Linked DNA regions of Homo sapiens: region 1 is linked to region 2. A link is a contact called in ENCODE Hi-C or POLR2A ChIA-PET data. All regions are on one chromosome and are shown on one strand. Each heading gives the region's core, a stretch centred on a gene start or an enhancer-like site at or near the end of the contact. The rest is flanking DNA. Distances are from core to core; before and after follow the strand shown.

What was found. Hi-C counts contacts between places; a loop is a spot of excess contacts on that map. ChIA-PET counts read pairs that join two places held with the same protein, here RNA polymerase II (POLR2A). Pooled maps may share reads with other maps.
Region 1: a loop to region 2 is called in a pooled map, with 1.8 times the contacts of the local background. The contact joins two enhancer-like sites. A Hi-C loop is called at or near these places in 12 of 50 pooled maps. POLR2A ChIA-PET finds 5 or more read pairs at or near these places in 3 of 52 experiments (activated B cell, activated CD4-positive, alpha-beta T cell and activated T-cell).

Annotation. Positions count from the first base shown.
Region 1 is chr16:23,974,780-23,978,399 of GRCh38, reverse strand. All of the region lies in intron 2 of PRKCB (protein kinase C beta), which reads right to left. Among named protein-coding and RNA genes, the nearest start is that of PRKCB, 140 kb to the right of the region's middle. Within about 2 kb of position 1,694, at least 3 of the 41 ENCODE cell types and tissues checked have a DNase peak (open chromatin) inside an H3K27ac peak, as active enhancers do.
Region 2 is chr16:23,841,506-23,845,212 of GRCh38, reverse strand. The region is part of intron 2 of PRKCB (protein kinase C beta); the gene reads right to left. Among named protein-coding and RNA genes, the nearest start is that of PRKCB, 7.4 kb to the right of the region's middle. RefSeq lists an enhancer at 2,996-3,045. Within about 2 kb of position 1,917, at least 3 of the 41 ENCODE cell types and tissues checked have a DNase peak (open chromatin) inside an H3K27ac peak, as active enhancers do.

The DNA of each region.
Region 1 (3,620 bases), core at 445-2,944, 130 kb before region 2:
TCACTCATCCTACCTACCTTAACACAGGGGTGACAAACGCAAATGCCTGCAGAGGCTAGGCCTGTGACTGAGTGATGCAAGGCTGGTGTGACACAGAAGGGAAGGGATATGGGGGGACTGCGCTGAACTGAGGGGCATATGCCCTTCCAAGGGACACTCAGCTCTAGCCAACAGTGGCCCTGGGTTCACTGGTCCAGAGTCGTGAAATAGGATTTTTTTAAAAAGTTCTGTACAGGCCATCCAAACACATCTAAGTGCTGCCAGTTTATAAGCTCTCTTAGCTGGTCATTCGGCCTCAAATATTTACAGCTTGGTTGTATGAATTTCTGTGTTAAAATATCCCCAATCTTAGAATGGAGATAAGACCACCAATTTCACATACGGTTGTGAAGGTGAGATCAGATTCACGTGCCTACCACGTGCCTGGCTTATACCTAATTCTTACTAAAAATGTGAGCGAATGAATGAATGAATGAGCTCTTCTGGTCTCTCCCACACTCGGAAACCACTCATTGCAGCTGAGTAGAGGAGGGCAAGCAGAGACCACGGGCAGGGAGATGGTTTGTGTGAATCTGTGGGCAGCCGGCCCCAACACAGACAAGCTAGAGTTCAGGGGTCATCTTACAGCCCTGTCTGGCCAGCTTTCAGTACACAGTGAGCATTTATGCTTGTGGCTTCAAAATTCCAACATTACAAACGAGTATACAGTTGAGAATCACCACTGTACTTCATCACTGGAGAGAACCGTTCTTTCCAGTCTCCTGTGTATCCTTCTAGAGACGTTCTCTGTATGCGCGACCACATGTGTGAGGCTATCTGTAGGTACGGACTGAGATATTCCCTACTTCAGTTTTCTTTTTTTATCTAGATCCCTGCTGTTTTGCCCATATACAATTCTACAGCACTAGTTCTCAGTCCTGGCTCCCCAGGAGTCACCAGGGAGCTTTTAAAATGAAAAGTGCTCAAGTCCCACTCCCAGAGATTCTGATTTAATGGGGCTGTGAGGAGAGGGTGGTGGGCAGGCATCAGTACGTTTTAAAAGCTCCTGGGTGATTTGAATGTGCTTGGGAGAGCTGAACACTGCTACTCTGAACGCACCTCCACCACCTGCTTTTCCCCACACTAACACATCTGGGAGGGTCTGTTCCATCTCCATATGTAGAGAATAACCCCATTCTGTTTGCACAATTGCATCTGTTCCACCGTATAGAGGTCCTTCCTCTAATTTGCCCAGTCTTATGGGAAACTCTTAAAGTTCTGATGGTGATTATTTCTTCCTGGAAGAGGGGAGGAAGAGATAGCAAACTTCATTTGCTTATTCACAGCCCAGCACTAAAAAGGAAAAACAAAAGAAAGAGCAGTAATTTTGCAGTGGTCAGCAACTGCCGGAAAAGACTGTTTTCCTTTATAATGTTACCAAATTTATTTAACTAAGCAAGATAAAACAGTTGAGCCAACATGAGGAAAAGAACAGGCCTGAGAAGTAAATAAATCCACCAGAAGAAAGCTGCCCCTACCCTTCCCTCTGCAGTAACAACCCTGGGAGAGCCAGACCCTGAGCAGAACACCTGCTGGGGACATCCTTCCTGTTTGGGTGGCACGTGGAGACTGTCCTTGACCCCATGACTTCCCGCTTTTGATCAGGCCCCCAAAGATGCAGAGAGCAGGACACAATGCCATGGTCTAAGGGGATGACACATCAATATCTCTTCACTCACCAGCCATATCCAGCAGCAGATTGCTCAGACCAGAAGCAGGCCTAACCCCAAAACCAAGTGTGGTGGCATGTCTTGTTTCTGCCTGACAGCACCCATCCTCCATGCTTCTCCTGTGAGGAATCGCTCTTCACTGGCTCACTGATTGTGTGGGCCAGCTAAGGCTGCCCTCATCCTCTGGCTCTAAGGGTGGACATGGGACCTGGGCCACAGTGGGGATTCAGGCATGGGCGTGTGACTCAGGACACCCAAAGAGAATCAGCTTCAGGACTTTTGCTGGAATTATTAGGAAAGAGGGTTTATTTTCCAGCAGAGTTGTTAAACTGGTAGGGAATAAATTTGCATCTGCCATCCGTTTTTGGGGGGGCGGTTTTTGTGGGTTTTTTTGAGACAGAATCTCACTCTGTCACCCAAGGTGGAGTGCAATGGTGCGATTATGGCTCACTGCAACCTTGAGCACCTGGATTCATGCAACTCCCACTTAACATCCCTAGTAGCTACTACAGGTGCACACCATTACACCTGAATTTTTTTTTCTTTTGTAGAGATGGGGTCTCACTAGGTTGACCAGGCTGGTTTCGAACTCCTGGCCTCAAGTGGTCTTCTTGCCTCAGGCTCCCAAAGTGCTGCATCTGCCATCTTTACCATCACCAAGGAAAAGTTTTTTTGAGAATGAAGCCAACACAGAGAAAAGCTGAGCCAAGAGATGCCCCATGACCATGCTGGAGCACCTAAATCCAGCCAGACCTAAAGAACTCTCAACTCCTCTGTACAAGCCAATAAATGCCTCTTTTCCTAAACCAACTTGAATTGTTTTTTTTGTCTCTTGTGACCAAAGGAGTCCTGACTAACAAACCAAATGTGAGAAGTTGAAGGGTGGGCCGTGGGGGCCCTTATTTCTCTTGTGCTTCGTACGTTCCTATAAGTAAGCCTTTATTATTATTATTTAGGAGCTTGGTGTTACTAGCACTCAATTCCATCAGTCCATACTGGTGAATTCAGGAAAGTTGAGATACAGAGTTTCATCCTTCCCTTAATTCCTTTAGATATTGCAGAAGACGTAATGCACCTAGGAGTTTCAGTGGGTGTTCAGGCGTGGGCGTGTGACTCAGGTCACCCAAAGAGAGTCAGCCAGGAACTATGAGGTTTGACAGGTCTACTGTGCCCATGAGTGTCTGTTACTTGGGCATCTTCTCAGTAGGTGCCTTTAGGATAGGCACATCCACCTCGCTGATGCAACAGCGATTTAGACCCTTTGCTACTACCAGCATCCTCCCCTTGCTGGTAAAGCAGAGGCCACAGAGCCACAAGCCACACCCTTTGTTGACATGACAAGGAGTGACAGCCACCAAATTGTGCCTCCTGAGGTGGCATAATCTCTGGGCTACCTTGAAGCCCAGAGACAAATGCGTGTCAATCCCAGGCCCCCAACTCACTCTAAAATAGGCAAATGGAAAAAGCTTAATCCCCAGCCAGGAAAAACACTAGCAACAATTCTGCAACGAGGAATGACTTGCTAAGTGAATACTGCAAAAATCACTGAATCATACACAGGACCATGGAGACTACAAAAAGTGTCTGTTGGCTTTGCCTGCCCAGCGTCCACTCCCTTTTCTCTGGTAGCTGGAATGTTGTTTTTCTTTGGGAAGCCATCCTTTCTCCACGGTATGCAGTCCTGGTGGGGCTGTCAATCGAGGTGCCCGGCTTTCCCCTTGCACATGACTGAACCTCACAACATTGGGGAATCACACTGTTCTCCCTGGGATTTGATTCTTGGGACAAGGACAGAAAACAGCTGGAGCTGATTCCTCCCGATGGTGTCACCCTGTGAAGGTCATCCATTCGCTCCTGCCACCCAGATCCCCAGAGCCACCCTGGGCCCTGTACTCTCTGAGGCCTGGCACC
Region 2 (3,707 bases), core at 668-3,167:
ATCATAAGCTCCATGACAACAGAAATTTTCTCAGTTTCATTCACCATTGTATTCTGTCACCTAAAATAGTTCCTGACAAATAGAACTTGACACATAGAACTTAATCAGTGAGGCCAGGTGTGGTGGCTCACTCCTGTAATCCCAGCACTTTGGGAGGTTGAGGTGGGCAGATCACTTGAGGTCAGGAGTTAGAGACCAGCCTGGCCAGCATGGTGAAACCCTGTCTCTACTAAAAATACAAAAATTAGCTGGGCGAGGTGGTGGGCACCTGTAATCGCAGCTACTTGGGAGGCTGAGGCAGGAGAATCACTTGAACCTGGGAGGCGGAGGTTACAGTGAACCAAGATCGTACTACTGCACTCCAGCCTGGGCGAAAGAGTGAGAGTTTGTCTAAACAAAAAAAAGAGACTGGGCGCGGTGGCTCACGCCTATAATCTCAGCACTTTGGGAGACCGAGGCAGGAGGATCACAATGTCAGGAGATCGATACCATCCTGGCTAACATGGTGAAACCCCATCTCTACTAAAAATACAAAAAATTAGCCGGGCGAGGTGGTGGGCGCCTGTAGTCCCAGCTACTCGGGAGGCTGAGGCAGGAGAATGGCGTGAACCTGGGAGGTGGAGCTTGCAGTTAGCCAAAGATTGCACCACTGCACTCCAGCCTGGGCGACAGAGCAAGACTCCGTCTCAAAAAAAAGAACTTTTAGAAGGAGAATGGAGTGAAGGGATGGATGCATGGATGGACAAATAGATAAACAGAAAAACGGATGATGAATAGAGAGGTGGGTGGATAAATGGAGGGATGGATGGATGAATAAATGAATGTATGTGGTGAATAGACAAATTTCCTACTGGATTTTCAAGCAGCCATCACACCTCCAAATGCCATATGTAAACACTGTGGATGTTGTATTCTCTGTAAAAAGGCTAACATTCTATCTATGGAATTTCACACAATTTCAATGAAGAGATTGGATGAATGAAGTCAAAGAATTCATGTTATTAGAGCAAATGCCAGAACATAAGGGACTTACCTTTGAAGGCGTCAGAGACAAACTTTTCAGCAGATCCCCCTATCTACCCAAGAATTAATTGAACTGCAGAGTTAAAAGGCCAGACCATATATTTTAAATTATACTTAGTAATTTAATGACCTGTATCTGAAAAGTAGCAAAAGAAGATGCGTATTGTGAAAATTATAACATATTGATCTACTTACATATATGTGTGTGTATACACGTGTGTGTGTGTGCATGTGTGATGGAAACAAAGAGACAGAGACAGAAGGATAAGCAGAGACAGAGAGAAGAGAGACCCCAACAGTACAAATGTGTATAAAATTATTTTCAAACCTTCAGTTAATCTTTTGACCAATTGCCTTCTTCTGTATCTTCTATTTTTTTTTTTTTTTTTTTTTTTTTTTGGCCTAGATACACTATAAACATGCTGCATCTGGTTGTGGGCAGTATCTCTGGAGTATCATTAGTGCTTGGAAATAATATATTTTTTAAAAATTATATCCTAAGAATCTATATATCATATCAGCTAGATTTTCAAAGGTCATATTTTCCATATTTACTTAGAAAGGCATTCTGTTGCCCAGTGACAAAGCTTCAGACTCCTCCTGAGTGCTCTACAGTGAAAAATGAATTCGTTGTTGCCTCTCCAACAAATCAGCCCTCCTTTTTAAGACTCAATGTTAACCCACTCAAAGATTCTTATTTCGATTGGGACATTGAGCCTGAAATCCCCCGTCAGGTGGTAAAAAAAAGAAAAAAGCCAAATCATCAAACACGAAGTCAAAAAGCCTCTGCCTTTTATTCACAGAGAAGCCCGCAGGACACATTTAGAATAAGCTAAAAGGTGAGTGGAGTTTGGCTCACAGGTCTCTGGGGTCTGCTTCTGGGAAGAAAGAGAAGTGAAACAATAGAAGTAACCTCTAAACTTGCAGCCTGACTTGGTGATTTTTTGAAAAAATGGACCTCTTTATGATTTTACTAAGAAAATTCAACCTGAAGTGCATGGGGCCATATTATAAGTTTCTAGGGAACACTGCCCAAAATAAAATTAACTTTTGATTCATTTTTTGTTATATAAATACACATATGCTATGCTAATCTACACATGTTAATTACCCACTAAAATAAACTTTATATTTGATAGGGTGAATATTGATAAAAACAAGAATGGTTGGATTCATGTCATGATTTGGGGTTTTTTAAGAATAATTTCAACTACAAGATTTAAAAACCTGTTTTCTAATCTACATGGGAAAAAGAAGAGCTGACTTACTCATTATCATCAATTCTAGCTTTCCATAGAAAATAAAATTAACCTTTTTTGTGATATAAAAAAGTGCAAACTTTTCTAGTCTACATGTGTTAATTACACACTAAAATAAACTTTGATTTGATAGGATTGATATTGATGAAAACAACAATAGTTGGAGTCATGTCAGACTTTGGGGTTTTTTAAGAATAATTTCAATTAGAAGATTTAAAAACATGTTTTCTAATCTACATGGGAAAAGGAAGAGCCAACTTACTCATTATAATCATCAATTCTAGCTTTTCATAGAAAATTTGTACACTGGGGTTTTTCTAGAGAGTCCATGGCAAGTTCAGATCTTTCTCAGAAGAAAAGACAATGCTAACCAGGCATGGGTTTCTGGGCCCAGACACTGAACTGAGCACTCACTGGTGTTACCCAATACCCAGGAAGAAATATACCCAAGAAGAGAAACTATCTAAGTACATGAAAGAGGCCTAGTCATTTAACAAGTTCCAGAATGAACTCCGTCCCACTTTGACACAGTTTCCTACAGCTAATCAAGTAATACTGATGGTCTCACTTAGAGTCATTGATACTTGCTGTGGCTATTTCTCATGCACCACCTCATTATTCTTCACCATAACCCTATGAGTTAGGTGCTATTATCCCCATTTTACAGATGAGGAGACCAAAGTTGCTGCTGGGGGACGACTTGCCCAAGGTCACACAGGGAGTAAGCGGCTCCATCAGAGATACATACCCAATTCTACTGGACTCCAACTCATTGCTAAGAATTCTGAATCTCTATATTTTATTGCCTCTCTATTTCTACCAAAGTCACTTCCTTTACAAAAACAACAAACACTTTGGGAGGCCAAAGCAGAATGAGACTCCTGGCTTGAGGCTGGCAGTTTGAGACCAGGCACAGGCAGCAAAGCAAGATCCACTATCTCTACAAAAAATTTTAAAATTAAAAAATATGTATTTGGCCAGGTTCAGTGGCTCACACCTGTAATCCTAGCACTTTGGGAAGCTAAGGCGGGCAGATCACCTGAGGTCAGGAGTTCGAGACCAGCCTAACCAACGTGGCGAAACCCCACCTCTACTAAAAATATAAAAATTAGCCGGGCATGGTGGCACGTGCCTGTAGTTCCAGCTACTCAAGAGGCTGAGGCACGAGAATCACTTGAACCTGGGAAGTGGAGGTTGCAGTGAGCTAAGATCACGTCACTGCACTCCAGCCTGGATGACAGAGTAAGACTCCGTCTCAAAAAAAAAAAAAAAAAAAAAAAAGGGCCGTGGTGACACACACCTGCAGTCCCAGCTACTCAGGACACTGAGGCAGGAGAATCACTTGAGCCCAGGAGTTTGAGGCTGCAGTGAGCTATGATCATGTCACTGCCCTCCAGCCTGGGCCACACAGTGAGACCCTGTCTC